Regions from separate parts of the Homo sapiens genome. Here region 1 is linked to region 2. The links are chromatin contacts, found by Hi-C in ENCODE. All regions are on one chromosome and are shown on one strand. Each heading gives the region's core, a stretch centred on a gene start or an enhancer-like site at or near the end of the contact. The rest is flanking DNA. Distances are from core to core; before and after follow the strand shown. Region 1 overlaps CD9 (CD9 molecule). Region 2 holds the start of IFFO1 (intermediate filament family orphan 1).

What was found. A loop is a pair of places that touch in the nucleus more often than their neighbours do. Pooled maps may share reads with other maps.
Region 1: a map of ascending aorta shows a loop between it and region 2 (4-fold over the local background). The contact joins the enhancer-like site here to the promoter of IFFO1 in region 2. A Hi-C loop is called at or near these places in 2 of 168 maps with a recorded cell type or tissue (ascending aorta and sigmoid colon) and 5 of 50 pooled maps.

Annotation. Positions count from the first base shown.
Region 1 is chr12:6,213,148-6,220,245 of GRCh38, forward strand. The region is part of intron 1 of CD9 (CD9 molecule); the gene reads left to right. Among named protein-coding and RNA genes, the nearest start is that of CD9, 16 kb to the left of the region's middle. RefSeq lists enhancers at 1,202-1,705, 1,706-2,207, 2,208-2,711, 4,802-6,001, 5,232-6,104 and silencers at 2,036-2,330, 6,116-6,410. Within about 2 kb of position 2,949, at least 24 of the 41 ENCODE cell types and tissues checked have a DNase peak (open chromatin) inside an H3K27ac peak, as active enhancers do; they include ascending aorta and sigmoid colon, where a contact is called at or near this core.
Region 2 is chr12:6,554,638-6,561,620 of GRCh38, forward strand. It overlaps IFFO1 (intermediate filament family orphan 1), which reads right to left and starts at 1,405. Exons shown (of 10, transcript NM_001193457.2): 1 at 620-1,405. The coding sequence starts at 1,392. It overlaps NOP2 (NOP2 nucleolar protein), which reads right to left. Exons shown (of 16, transcript NM_001258308.2): 12 at 6,294-6,433; 13 at 6,061-6,150; 14 at 5,810-5,932; 15 at 5,461-5,689; 16 at 2,234-3,005. The coding sequence ends at 2,356. RefSeq lists an enhancer at 1-382 and silencers at 843-1,022, 1,133-1,372, 1,423-1,582.

The sequences.
Region 1 (7,098 bases), core at 1,699-4,198, 340 kb before region 2:
TTCTGTGTTAGCTTCTGCTGCTGTTGCTGTAGTTGCTGCTACTGGTACCTCTCCTTAACATTTTTCACAGATTGAGGTTGTCTAAGTGTTCACATTCATCCATATCTTCTCACTTCAGTTCATGAAACCACATCACACAAGATCAGTCAATGCTGAAATTTACCTCCAGTCTTTCTCCCTCTCGAACACGAATTGGAGGACGTATCTTTCCACCTGTCTATAAAACACTCATTTCTGAGACTTCCCCAGTTTGGGGAAGACGGATAAAGAAGGGAATCAGTTTTGCACTTTGCTGGAAGCGCCTGTAAGAATGCCCCATTGGCAGAGACTCGCTTTGTGGAGCTCAACTTGGAAATTAATTTACAATGGAAATTGAAGGAAAATCTACTTCATGTCCACACCAAGAAGGGTGGCCTCAATGCCTCTCCTTCAGTTCACTCCTTGTGCCTTCCAAAAGGAAGTTGATTCTTCGTATGTAGAATTTTCTGGACACCTAGAACACCTACACCCAGAAACCAGGTCCCAGAGAGATGCAGAGCCACGGTCACCATTGCTTGTGTAGACACCAGGGGTAGGAAGTGGAAGGAAGGTAGCGCCTGAGGGTGCAGCTTCCCAGGGACCACCACCTCTCCCAGCCTCAATGGCGGGAGAGAACAAACCCAAGGGAGAAGCTACGGGCCAGCATCTTCCCTCCCTCCCTCTTGGCCCCCACCAGGGCTAGGGTCAACACCCCAAATTGAAAGCATCTGTTGTCAAGCTGCAGCAGGCAGGGAAACCCTGTCACCAGGTTAAGGCTTAAGTCAGAGCATTTTGCCAAATTCAACACGTCCAAGCCTCCCACTTGTCCCCCAAGAAAATTTCTCAGGGATTCACATCTTTCCCAGTCACCCCCTGGCCAGTGAGGAAGCACCGTGCATCGAGAAGAGCATAGCTTTGAGTCGTCTATGTGGAGCTGGTTCCATCTGAGCTCTGCCTCTTCCTGGCTGTGTCTTTTTGAGTCAGTTGCTTAAAATCTCTGAGCCTGATTCATCCATAAAATGAGGGTGATGAGAGGATTCAGTGAGAGACTGTACATAAACCACCTCCTGTAATGTGTCGGGGGCGTGGGTCCTTGTACATAGTAACTTCTACTGTTAAATTGCTACTGTGGTGTTATTTTCCCTAAGCTAGACAACCTGCAACTTGACCATTAGCCTCTTTTTTTTTTTTTTTTTTTTTTTTGAGATGGGGTCTCTGTCACCCAGGCTGGAGTGCAGTGGCGCAGTGTCAACTCACTGCAGCCTTGACCTCCTGGATTTAAGCCATCCTCCTTCCTCAGCCCCCCAAGTAGCTGGAACTACAGGCGTGTGCCACCATTCCCAGCTAAGTTTTTGTATTTTTTAGTAGAGACTGGGTTTTACCATATTGCCCAGGCTGGTCTCCAACTCCTGAGCTCAAGCATTCCGCCCCCCTCTCAGCCTCCCAAAGTGCTAGGTCAGGTCAGAGGCCTGACCATCAGCCTCTGAGTGTATTCTTTTAAAAAATTGTTTTTCTAGAGTTCGGGGAGGTTTGAGGAGAAGTCCAGTCTCATGCATAACAGCGAGCTGGCCTAGGGAGCACAGCCGGCTGCAGAATTCAGGGGGGAGGTTCTTACCAGGAGTGCCCTGCTGCAGGTTGTGGGAGCCTCTCACGGGCCCACTGAGTCACCAGGGCCTGTTACCAGAGGAGAGTTCACGCAGGCAGGGCCTGGGTGGTGGATGTGCATTTGGGAGCCAAACGCAGGTTCCAACTTGAGCCCTTTACCATGACTTCCTGGCTCAGTGGGTTCAGCACAGAGTTGTCCAGCCGTTCTCTCTCCTTTCTTACCTCTTCCTGCCTTCCCACCTCTCTGCATCCTCACCCTTAATGGTCACAATGCCGCATTTCCAGGGTGACCCCAGGTTCCCTCCCCGTGGCTCACAGTGCTGGTCAAAGCATTTGAGCCCCCAAATGCCCCACTCTCCAGATCGGAGTGTAAAGTAGTAGGTGCCAGTCCTGCTCCCTCGTGGGGCTGGGCAGTGAGCTCTCCCTAACACACACAAAGCACCTCCAGCTCAGAGGAAGCTCACACCTCCCATCCATGCCTTCAGGCTTTTCGGCACTGGCATTTAGAAAGCTATTCTCTGGATTCAGAACCCCCAGAGAGAGCTTTTCTCTGTCCTTCCTGATTATTGGTGTGTAAATGAAGGCCTAGAGTAGTGGTTCTTAAACTTGAGCGTGATGAGAGTCACCTGGGGAGGTGTTGGAAAACAGAGTGCCGGCCCAGTCCCACTCCAGTTTCACTGAGTGAGTCTAGGAGGGAACTGCGAATTTGCATGTCCAGGTTCCTGGGTCATCCTGCTGCTGGTCTGGGGTCATTTCGAGAGCTGCTGGACTGGCATAGAGAAGAGTTTCCTGGGTTGCCTTTGAAGATAAGAATTTCTGAAGGTTTGAGCACTGCCTTCAGACAGTGGCTCGGTAGAAGTCCCAAGAGCAGAAGTTGTCTGGAGAGGAGAGATGGCCCCCAGGATGCGCCTGACCAACCAGTCATACCTACAAAAGGGAGTTCTGGTTCTCTAGGGCTGTGATCTCTGGGGCTTTTCAACTTGGCTGTAGTAAAACTAAAGTTAGTAATATGCCCTGTTGTCATCTAGAAATTCCGCCATGAGCTATTACAGTAGTTTAGTTGGGACGCTTAAGGAGAGCAAGTCGTGGCAATTTCTTCTGCTGATTACAGCGGAGTTTTGGTTTTCTTGTTCCCGGTGTTTACTGTGTGGTGGAGCTGGATAAGGGAGCACCCCAAAGCCTCTAGTCCTGCCCAAGTGGCTTTGCCCTTCCAAAGACAACAGCCCCAGCCTTCATTTGGAGGTGGGAGAGGAGGACACAGAGAGGGTTGGAGGAGGCTGTGGGCATCGGGATCCTGTTTGTTCTTGCTGGCACTGCCTGGCCCGGCTTCCTGAGGAGTGAATCAGCCCATCCAAGGCTTGGCATGCAGTAGTGAGCCAAGGGTTGCCATGGAGATGGGCGAGGCCCAGAGCCCACAGGTCTGGGTGGCCTGACTTGTTTTTAAATGTTGAAGTCTGTGCGAAGAGGGAGGGCCTATCTCCACTTCTGTGGCTTTCTTAAAGCGTGACTGGTATTTTGGGGCCTGGAAAACTGCTGGTGTGGGAAACTTGCATCCCCAGTATTTGGTGTGTTGCTTACTTCCTGGGTGCTATGGACAACTATGACTAATGCTCTCCCAAGTTTAGTAGATGACAAAAACAAAAACCAGGGCTGACAAGCATCTTATTGAAGGAGGGTGATAAAGAGGCCAAGGTTTCCTCTCCTGCCCAACCCAGGAAAATCCCCTCTCTCTCTGTTATCTGCTGCTGTAATAACTCCTTTCAGCAGGGTTAATTTGCCCACGGAAGCAGTTTGTGATCCAAGGAAGGACAGAAGCCTAAAATCTGAGCCAACAGTCTCCCTTTAGCCTTCCTTCCCCACTTTCCTTTGGCCATTCCCATCCAGTCTTAGTGGAGCTCTGGATGGCAGTTTGCAGGTGTGAAGCAGATAAGTTTATCCATTTTCCTCCACTACCCAGCGCTCACACAGACTCCCACACAAACCAGGAAACAGAACCCCAGTGTCCTAAATTCCCCCGCTGCCACCCAGCCGCCTTCTCCGATCACAGGAGGACACAACAGCCGTCCACAGAGGGCCCATGAATTGACCCAGTGTCACCTCACGTCTTTCTCAGGGTTTATTATTATTGTCATTTTTTTTCCCTATGGAATCCGGCTGGCTGTAACACTTCACAGTTTTCAGAATGTTTTACATGCATCACTTTATTTAATCCTCTCCTTCAACCTACGTTGAAGGCAGGACAGGTATCATACTGTTTTTTTTCCACAAACGAGGACTGTAACGTTCAGAGAAGCTGAGGAAAGTGTGTAGTGTCAGAGAGCTCCTAGGTAGCAGTGCCAGAATTAGAGCCCAAGTTTATATCCATCACAGTCCAGTCATTCTCAACAGAGGCGTGCAATAGAATCCCTGGGAGCACAAAGAGTCCCCTGGGATTGCTGAGGCAGGTGCATGTTTAGAAATCCCCCAGGTAGGCTGGGTGCCATGGCTCACACCTGTAATCCCAAGCTTTGGGAGGCCAAGGTGGGTGGATTGCTTGAGCTCAGGAGTTCAAGACCAGCCTGAGCAACACGGTGAAACCCTGTCTCTACAAAAAAAATAAGAAAAAAAAAAATTAGCCATGTATGGTGGCTTCCACCTGTGGTGCCAGCTACTTGAGAGACTGAAGTAGGAGGATCGCTTGAGCCCGGGAAGCAGAGGTTGCAGTGAGCCAAGATTGTGCCACTGTACTCCAGCCTGGGTGACAGATTGAGACCTGTCTCAAAAAAACAAGTATTTTCCCAGATGATTCTGATGCCCACCCCATAAAGAAGCAGGCCCTAGGTGGCACAGCTGTGCAGGCAGCAGCTCACTATTCTTTCTATTAAGCCACCTGTCCCTTGTTGAAAATTGTGTATCATTTTGACCATGGGCTCAGCAGAGTAACCAAGTAGCCATTGCTTTTCCAGGAGGACAATGGGAAGTTGGGAAGAAAGTTCTCCCTCCTTCCTGGACTCCATCCACTCACCACTGCCCACCTCCAACCCCTCCCAAAGTGGTAGATATGGCCACCTCAAGGCCAAGGCATCCTCAGCAAGAAATCACTGTGAGCAATGATCTGCTCTCCACTTTCTGGGCTTTCCAAGGCAGCTGAATAGAGGAAGCATAACAAATATTTTGTCCTTTTTAAAAAATGGGCTGGGTACAGTGGCTCATGCTTGTAATCCCAGCACTTTGAGAGGCCAAGCTGGGTGGATCTCCTGAGCCCAGGAGTTCGAGACCAGCCTGGACAACATGGGGAAACTTCATCTCTACAAATAATTTTTAAAAATTAGCTGGGCGTGGTGGTGCACACCTGTAGTCCCAGCTACTCAGGAGGCTGAGGTGGGAGGATCATCTGAGCCTAGAGAGGTCGAGGCTGCAGTGAGCCATGGTCATACCACTGCACTCCAGCCTGGGTGACAGAGTGAGACCCTGTCTCAAAAAAAAAAAAGTGTATGGCCAGTCAGTACATATTACAGAAGATGGGACCTGGAGGAAAAGGGGGCCCACGCCAAGAGCACCCAGTTTGTTTGACCACAAAGGATTTTTCTTTGCAGTAGGATTTGTCCCATAGGCAAACTTGGCTTCTCCCACCCGGGGAGTGGCATGCAGTATGCCCTCCCCCACACTGAAACCACGTTCAACCCACTGCTCTTTTCCTCTTCCTCTGGGTTACCTCCTCTTTTTCAGCACACCTACTTCAAGAATTTCCATCAGGAGGCCAGGCTGTACATACGAACCTCCCCAGGTTCTAACTGGAACTGGTTTTGCACACTTGGCATAGAGTCCCCAGAGCAGCCAGGTGCCCCTAAGCTCCGTTACACTTTGATGTTTTTTGTTTAATCCTCCTTTGAAATTGGAAATGTTTCCTGTAACTCCAGGTGTGTGTTTCAGTGTAAGATTTCTGAACCTGTCCCTGCAGCAAGATTTTGCAGTGTGAGTCACTGAAATTCTCATCTTTGCGTGGGAGCCTTGGGTGAATTGTGCTCTCAGTGGTGAGTGGGTGTGGCAAGGGATGACCAGGACACCATTCATTGTGGGCCTGAGTTTGGGGCACTCTTGGGTTCTCATGTCTCCTGAGGCTCACATAAGCCCCAGGTGACCAGCTTACCTGTGTTCGTCAAACATAAGAGTGTTTGACTGGACTTCTTTGAGGGATGGGGGTGCTGGCAGAGTTGCAGATAAAGACCGAGGACAGCAATGCATGGGTTGTTTTTTTGTTGTTTTTATTTTTGGAGATGGAGTCTCGCTGTGTCACCCAGGCTGGAGTGCAGTGGCTCAATCTCCGCTCATTGCAACCTCTGGCTCCCGGGTTCAAGTGATTCTCCTGCCTCAGCCTCCCAAGTAATTGGGACTACAGGCACACACCACCACGCCCGGCTAATTTTTGTAGTTTTAGTAGAGACGGGGTTTCACCATGTTGGCCAGGCTGGTCTCAAACTCCTGACCTCAAGTGATCCGCCTGCCTTGGCCTCCCAAAGTGCTGGGATTACAGGCATGAGCCACCGCACCCGGCCTGCATGGGCTTTTTGTAAACTTGGTTTTCCAAAGTCTGTATAAGGATTTGCCTGTAAGTCACATTGGGACATGCTTCACCAACAGAAAGGGAAATTGTTGTCATTCCCCAAATATTCCCCAACCAACCTTAATGGGGCTTCCTTAGTATTTACTCTGGGCAAATAATTGTTCTTTGTGGTTTCTTTTTTTTTTCTTTTGAGATGGAGTCTTGCTCTGTCGCCCAGGCTGGAGTACAGTGGCGTGATCTCGGCTCACTGCAAGCTCCGCCTCCCGGGTTCACTCCATTCTCCTGCCTCAGCCTCCCAAGTAGCTGGTACTACAGGCACCCGCCACCACGCCCGGCTAATTTTTTGTATTTTTAGTAGAGACAGGGTTTCATCATGTTAGCCAGGATGGTCTCCATCTCCTGACCTCATGATCCGCCCGCCTCGGCCTCCCAAAGTGCTGGGATGACAGGCAAGAGCCACTGCGCCTGGCCTCTTTGTGGTTTCTGACTCTTGTGAGACATTTGAAGATGGATCTGGATAAAAGGCCTGATGGGAAAGGAAGCTGGTCCAAATGAAGAGGACACAGGAGAGGAGATCTGGGTGGATTTCAAATACTTTTTCACTGAAGTAGTCATTCATTTATGGAGTAATTACTTACTAATGACCATCCGTCCAAAGCATGGATGGGGCAAAGGAGATAAAAGAATGACTCAGAGGTCCCCTGGACCTCAAGGAGCTTGTGCTCTGCTGAGATGGGAGGCAAACCCCAGATAGAGGAAGGGCAGAGAGTGTGGAGCATGGATGCTGGAGAGGACAGGATGGATGCGACACTGGCCTGCTCACGTGCTTGGCTTGCTCAGGGGTTGCATTTGCCATTTGCATGGGAGGAATGGGAGGAAATGGGTGGGGAAGCAGCAGGCTTGGCTTAGGCGATCACGACAGCATTCTAAGA
Region 2 (6,983 bases), core at 155-2,654:
TGTCAGCCCTGCTCTCCACCCTCACCCTAGTGAATTCCCTTCACTCTTTCTTTTCCCAGTTTGTTGACCTACTCAAGCAATGGCTTGAGGTCCCGGAGCTTTTCCTATGAAACCACAGCAGGTACCTGGTTTCCATCAATATTCTTTGGGAAACCTTGGGGTGTGAAAGAATCACTCGTTGCAAGGTACAGCCCCTCCCTCACCAGCCCCTTCCAGTTTCACTCAATTTAGTCTCCCAAATTTACGCTATATCCTTGCCTCCTACTTTTGAAGTTTATATCCCTAACCTGCCCCAGGGCTGAGACCGGTAGGGCAGAGCCCCAGTCCCTTTCACACCGCACAAAACCCGCAGTTAAGCCTGGATGGCAGAGACAAGCCGGAAAAGTAGGAATCCCCCCGTGTTCCGCTCCCAGCGTCCTTCTTCCTGTCACGAGCAGGGCTTCTGCATTCTCTGCGGATTCTAGTCTCCCTGCATCCAATTGCTTCCAAGCTCCTCATTACACAGCACAAACTTTACTCTCATTCTTTTCACCCCTGATTCTTCGGAACCCACACCAACTCGCGGCCCGTTGTGAGTGGTATGACACAGAGAGACCTGTCCCCCTTTCCCAATCCCTACCTCCGCTTGTACTCGTCCCGCTCCCGCTTCACTTTGGCCAGCACGTTGTAGAGAGCGCGGATCTCGGGCGTGATGGTGTCGATCTGGACGCCCACCCCATCCGGGTGCACCCACGACAAGCCAGGCCCTTGCACCAGAGTGGGCTCCAGTCCCGGCCCGAGCCGGCGGGCGTGCGAGAACGACCAGATGGTGCCGGGCATGAAGCGGGCCGACGAGGAATAGGTGGTGGAGGTGGAGGTGGAGGACGACGAGAGGCTGGCCGCGGAGGGCGCGAGGGGGCCGGCCGGGGAGCGCGCGGGCGAGCCCAGCACGCGCGCCGAAGGGCTGCAGACAGCGGCCGGCCGGGCGCCCAGCTGCAGCCCCAGGGGCCGGATGGGGCTGACGAAGCCGGTCTGCACTGCCTGGTCGCGACGACCCAGGCCCCGCCGGCCCTGCTTACCCTCCTCCAGCGCTTGCTGCAGTTGCTTCTCCAACAGCCGGTTCCGGCGCTCCAGCTCATGCACCTTGGCCAGGAAGCAGCGGAACCGGAGGTTCAGGGTCTTGAGCACGTTGATGTTGGAGCCCAGGTCATTGCGGAGGGCCATGGCGGCAGGCGGGGCCGGGCCCGGCCCGGGCGGCGAGTAGGCAGCAGGGCCGGCCGGCGAGAGAGGCGCCGGGGGCAAGTCTCCTCCCCCGGCGAAGTGGTCGCCTCCCAGTGAGTCCCCCAGTGGCCCGGCCAGGCCCTGCTGCTCCTGCTGCAGGAGGAAGAGGTTGGGGCCGAATAACGGATTCATGGCTGCGCCTTCTGCTGGGAGATGCAGACCGGTGCAGGAGCAGGGATGGAAGGCGAGCCAGAAGAGCCAATGCGGCGCCGGCGGGACAGAGCCGACCAATCAGGCGGCTCGGCAGCGGGGCAGAGGTCAGGGGGCGGGCCGAGGGGAAGCCAATGACAGGCTCCAATTGGAGGCCGGACCCTGGACCTTTCCGGGTCTGAGGCCGAGCCCTGTGATGAGGGGAGCCACCGCCTGGACTCCAGCCGGGGTGGCGTAAAGCCCAGGACCTCCAGTACCCCATGGGTTCTGGTGGCAAGCCCATCTCCCCTACACGACTTTTTTTTTTTTTGAGACCGAGTCTCACTGTCGCCCGGGCTGGAGTGCAGTGGCGCGATCTTGGCTCACTGCAACCTCAGCCTCCCAGGTTCAAGCGATTCTCCTGCTTCAGTCTCCCGAGTAGCTGGGATTACAGGCACCCGCCACCACACCCGGCTGATTTTTTGTATTTTTAGTAGAGACGAGGTTTCGCCATGTTAGCCAGGCTGGTCTCGAACACCTGACCTCAGGTGATCCACCCGCCTTGGCCTCCCAGAAAGTGCTGGGATTACAGGCATGAGCTAGTGTGCCCCGCCTTCCCCTACACTTCTATTGCCCTCCTCTCCCCGGAGTTCAATCACCCCTAGCTCTGACTCCAGGGCTTTCCCTTCCTGGGAAAACCCAAGGATGCAGGAGCCTAAAACTGACCTTATTTCTCAGTAGCACCCAACCATTCCCTCTCCTCAGAAGATCCCAGTCCCACCTCCCATCTTTACCCTTAAAGCGGCAAAGGCAGCACCCAGTTCCCTCAAAAATACTCAGTGGCCAGAGGTTTTAAAATGTGTATTAAATTTCATGGGTATGCACAGTAGAGAAGGCATCCTCACAGAGGCAAGAGTTCCAACCTGGTGACAATGGCAGTGAGCCACCCGTCTAGTTTTCAACCATCTAAGATAGCAGCAGCTGGCTGTTGCCCCTGGACTGAGATTTCTTCCTCTTTGCTGGTGGGGGGCGGCTGGAACGGATGGGAGACACAGTGGGAGGCTGAGGCCCCTTGGGGGTATCATTCTGTTTCTGGAAGGCAGCTTTCTCAAAAGGCTGCTCTGGCAACTGCTGCTTCTCAACCCCCTTGGCCCTTCCAAGGGGCTGATGATGGTCCTTAGGTTTCAGGGTGGCCTGAGTCTTGGATGGGGATAACACAGCCGGTGTTTGTGTGTCTGTGCCCTTGGGAGGGGCATTCTGCCTGAGGAAAGCAACTTTCTTGGAGGACTGTAATTTAGGTGATCGTTGCTTTAGCTTCCCAGTCACCTTTGGCTCCCTGATCCCTTCGGCTTTTCCAGCTGGCTGACTGCTATCCTGGAAGCTGGAGGAAGCTTGGGTCTTTGTGACAGAAGGTACAGTGGACAATTCTGAGTCTGCCCCTTTGGAGATGCCATTCAGCTTCTGGAAGGAGGCCTTCTTGGGATGTTGCTGTTTCTGCAGCTGCTGCTTTGTCTTTGCAGCCCCCTTGGCTTTCTTGGCTGGCTGGCTGCTGTTCTCAGACTTGGGGATGACCTGAGGCAAGTCTACATTTGTAGGTGTGGCTGTTTCAGAATTTCCTGGGGTTAAAATTAAACAGATGGTGTCAGAAAATGGGCCTTATCACCATATTTTAATATTCTCATATTAAAATATGAGAATTGCCATTTCCTGGGCAGGAGCTCCACACAATTAGGTCAGTGCCTAAGAGCAGATTACCTAAATTCCCATTACTTAATATAACTTGGCCTTTACTCAAGTCCTAGTTGAACCTTGTATTAAAAGATCACTGCCTATAGGCCAGGCGTGGTGGCTCACACCTGTAATTCCAGCACTTTGGGAGGCCAAGGCAAGTGGATTGCTTGAGGCCAGGAGTTCAAGACCAGCCTAGCCCACATGGTGAAACCATCTCTACTAAAAATACAAAAATTAGCCAGGGATGGTGGTACACACCTGTAATCCTAGCTACTTGGGAGTCTGAGGCACAAGAATCGCTTGAACCTGGAAGGTGGAGGTTGCAATGAGCTGAGATTGCACCACTGCAGTCCAGCCTGAGCGACAAAGCAAGACACCGTCTCAAAAAAAAAAAAAAAAAAAAAAAAATCACTGCCTATCCTTGGGCCAAAAGGTTTCTACAGGAAGCTGCGCCCTCTTGAGGACAGGAAGTAACAAGATGCTGTAAGGAAGAGGTGATTCTCAGGGTTTTGGGGTTTTTTTTTTCTTTTTTTGAGATGGAATCTCACTCTGTCACCCAGGCTGGAGTGCAGTGGTGTGATCTCGGCTCACTGCAACCTCTGCCTCCTGGGTTCAAGCAATTCTCCTGCCTCAGCCTCCGGACAATCACAACCGTGCGCCACCATGTCCGGCTAATTTTTGTATTTTTAGTAGAGATGAGGTTTCACCATGTTGACCAGCTGGTCTTGAACTCCTGACCTCAGGTGATCCACCTGCCTCAGCCACCCAAAGTGCTGGGGTTACAGGCGCGAGCCACCACGCCCGGCCTCGCAGGGTCTTCTAAATGAATTTGAAGCACTAGGCTTTATTTATCTTTTTTTTTTTTTTTTTGAGGTAGAGTCTCACTGTGTTGCCCAGGCTGGAGTACAGTGGTGCCATCATAGCTCACTGCAACCTCAAACTCCTGGGGCTCAAGGGATCCTCCTACCTCAGCCTCCAGAGTAGCTGGAACTACTGTCTCCCTTTGTTGCCCAGACAGGTCTCAAACTCGTGGTCTTAAGCAATCTTCCCACCTCAGCCTCCCAAAGTACTGGGATTTATAGGCATGAGCCATCACCACACCTGGCCTATTTATTTTTTAAATCAGAGAAGTTTCTTTCCATGTGAATTGTGATGAAGTGCGGGATAATTAAAATATGTACTTTTTAAGTTATAGCAAATTTTACTATTCCTTTTTTTTGAGATGGAGTTTTGCTCGTTGCCCAGGCTGAAATGCAATAGCGTGATCTCGGCTTACTGCAACCTCCACCTCCCAGGTTCAAGTGATTCTCCTGCCTCAGCCTCCTGAGTAGTTGGGACTACAGGCACGTACCACCACACCTAGCTAATTTTTTTTTTTGGAGACGGAGTCTCACTCTGTCGCCCAGGCTGGAGTGCAGTGGCACAATCTCAGCTCACTGCAAGCTCCGCCTCCCGGGTTCATGCCATTCTCCTGCCTCAGCCTCCCGAGTAGCTGGGACTACAGGCGCCCACCACCAAGCTCAGCTAATTTTTTATATTTTTAGTAGAGATGGGGGTTTCACTGTGTTAGCCAGGATGGTCTCGATCTCCTGACCTCGTGATCCACCCGTCTTGGCCTCCCAAAGTGCTGGGATTACAGGCGTGAGCCACCGTGCCTGGCCACACCCAGCTAATTCTTATATTTTTAGTAGAGACAGGGTTTCACCGTGTCGAATTCCTGACCTCAGGTGAGTGCTGGGATTACAGGCATGAGCCACCACGCCCAGACAAATTCTACTATTTCTAAAGTAGCACTTCTCTCCCTCTTCCAACTAAACCCAGGGTTATATCCCAGTAAGCAGTGCTCTCAAGGCTGTTTCAGAAAACCCCACCCTTCCCTTGAGATCCAGGCCAGACTCCTCAAGATGGCTGAGAAAACAATCTGCAATGAGTGTGAAGGGCTCAGAGAACTGCTGACAAAGCTCTGTGGAGCTCTGTTCCAACCCAGTGCTGAGATTGCTGGACCAGCAGAGGTCCAGTACCAGTAAGTCCACCCTGTGCCAAGAAGGAAAAGAAACCACAACCTGCATTTGGAATGCATTTAGTGCTGAACAACTGCAGCCACTTGGCAGAATAAAGGAACAGGCCTCCATCCATATGAACACTTTAGCCTGTTCACATGGGGTCCAGCACTCAAAAGCAATTCTAGCTGGAATGAGAGGGTTCTCTCAGCCAAGCATGCAAAGGCTGGAGTAAGGGATGCATGAATCTTTCCTTTCCCTTCCTCTTGTCACACCATAAAGCCTCCTGAAAGGTGGAAAGAGCAAAGGTGGTGACGAAGGGAAGAAAAAGATTACTTACCTGTCTGGGACTGAGGGATAGAATTGGAAAATTTCTTGAACTTGGCAATGAAGAACCCATCCATATTGTGGGTATGAGGGTAGAAGCGTCGGGTAGAACGCAGACTGGGGTGGAAGCGCCTTTCTCGAAAGCGGGTAAAACCTTCCTGGCCAAAGTCTAGGCCCGTGGGCACCAGTCGCACATTCCTCTTTTTCAGAGCATAGTCTACCACCCACTCATTCTCTTCTACCTGGATGTGGGGGGAAGACAAAGAACGGAGGAAAAAGCAGAGCTGGAGCTGAAGGGAGCTCTAAGGGGCAAAGAGCCCCCCAGCCCAGCCTCCCCTGCTCTGCCATGGCAGAGGTCTCACTGTGATAGAACAGGTGCAGTAAACCAGGTAGCCTCCTGTCTTGGAGGTCGCATTGACAGAGTCAATAGCACTCAGGAGCAACTCCTTCTGGAGGTGAGCACAGCGCAGGATGTCCTTCTCATCCTGTCCCAAAAAGAGACCCAAAGGCAGCCTCAGGAGGAGAGGGGAGCCCAGAGGGTGTCCCCATCTCAGTTTCCAGCTCTACGAGACCCAGCCAAGGCCTCTCAGGGGCCCACCACCTGACTCCTCACCTTGTTAGTCTTCACGGCTGGATCCTTGGAGATGACCCCAGTGCCACTGCAGGGAGCATCCAGCAGTACTCGGTCAAAGCCCCCCACCACCTGGAGAAAAGATACAGATGAATCATATGTCTCTTCTGCAACCAGCAGGGCAATATTTACTAGGGTCGAGTCTAAACATTGAGGTCAGGAAGGGAGAAGGTCAACCGGAAGAAGCCTCAGAAGACACACAGCTCGAGTCTCACCTTGGGGAACTGGCGCCCATCATAGTGGCTGATAATGGTGTTGGTGACTCCCAGCCGATGCAAGTTGCCCACAACACTCTTGAGCCGCTCAGCATTGGCGTCATTGGCAAGGATCACACCCGTGTTCTTCATCAGCTGGGCTAAAGAGAGGGCAGTAACAGTGCTGATCAGCCAGTTCCACTGTCTCCACACTTGCTCCCACCCTCCTGTCCAGGAATCCACATGAGAAGTGTCATCACCTCAAGGCAACTTCGCTCCCAACAAGCCTGCCTACTGTATAGGCTGATCCACTCTGCACTAGCCCCTGGTGATCGGCAAGTCTACCGATGTGGTTTTCCCATTTTTACCAAACACCTATGTGGTCCTACATACTAAATTACTTCTTTTAAGTGACAGCAGCTTAATAAAAGTTATGGCTGCTGACTATGTGCTGAACACTGCCAAGGACTTCTAAACGCATCATTTTAACCCTCACAATCCAAGCGTAATACAAGGGCCAACCCAAGCACAATTACCATCCCATTTTATGGATGACAAAAGAGAATCCATAGTCAGATGGGTAGTAAGTGGCACACTGGAACCCAGGCCGACTCCAGAAACTGGTCCTCACCACCCTGCTAGCTACCTGCACATTGTGTTCCATGAGCACTAGTGAGTCAGCAACCCCAGCAACCCCATCTACTTTCAAAA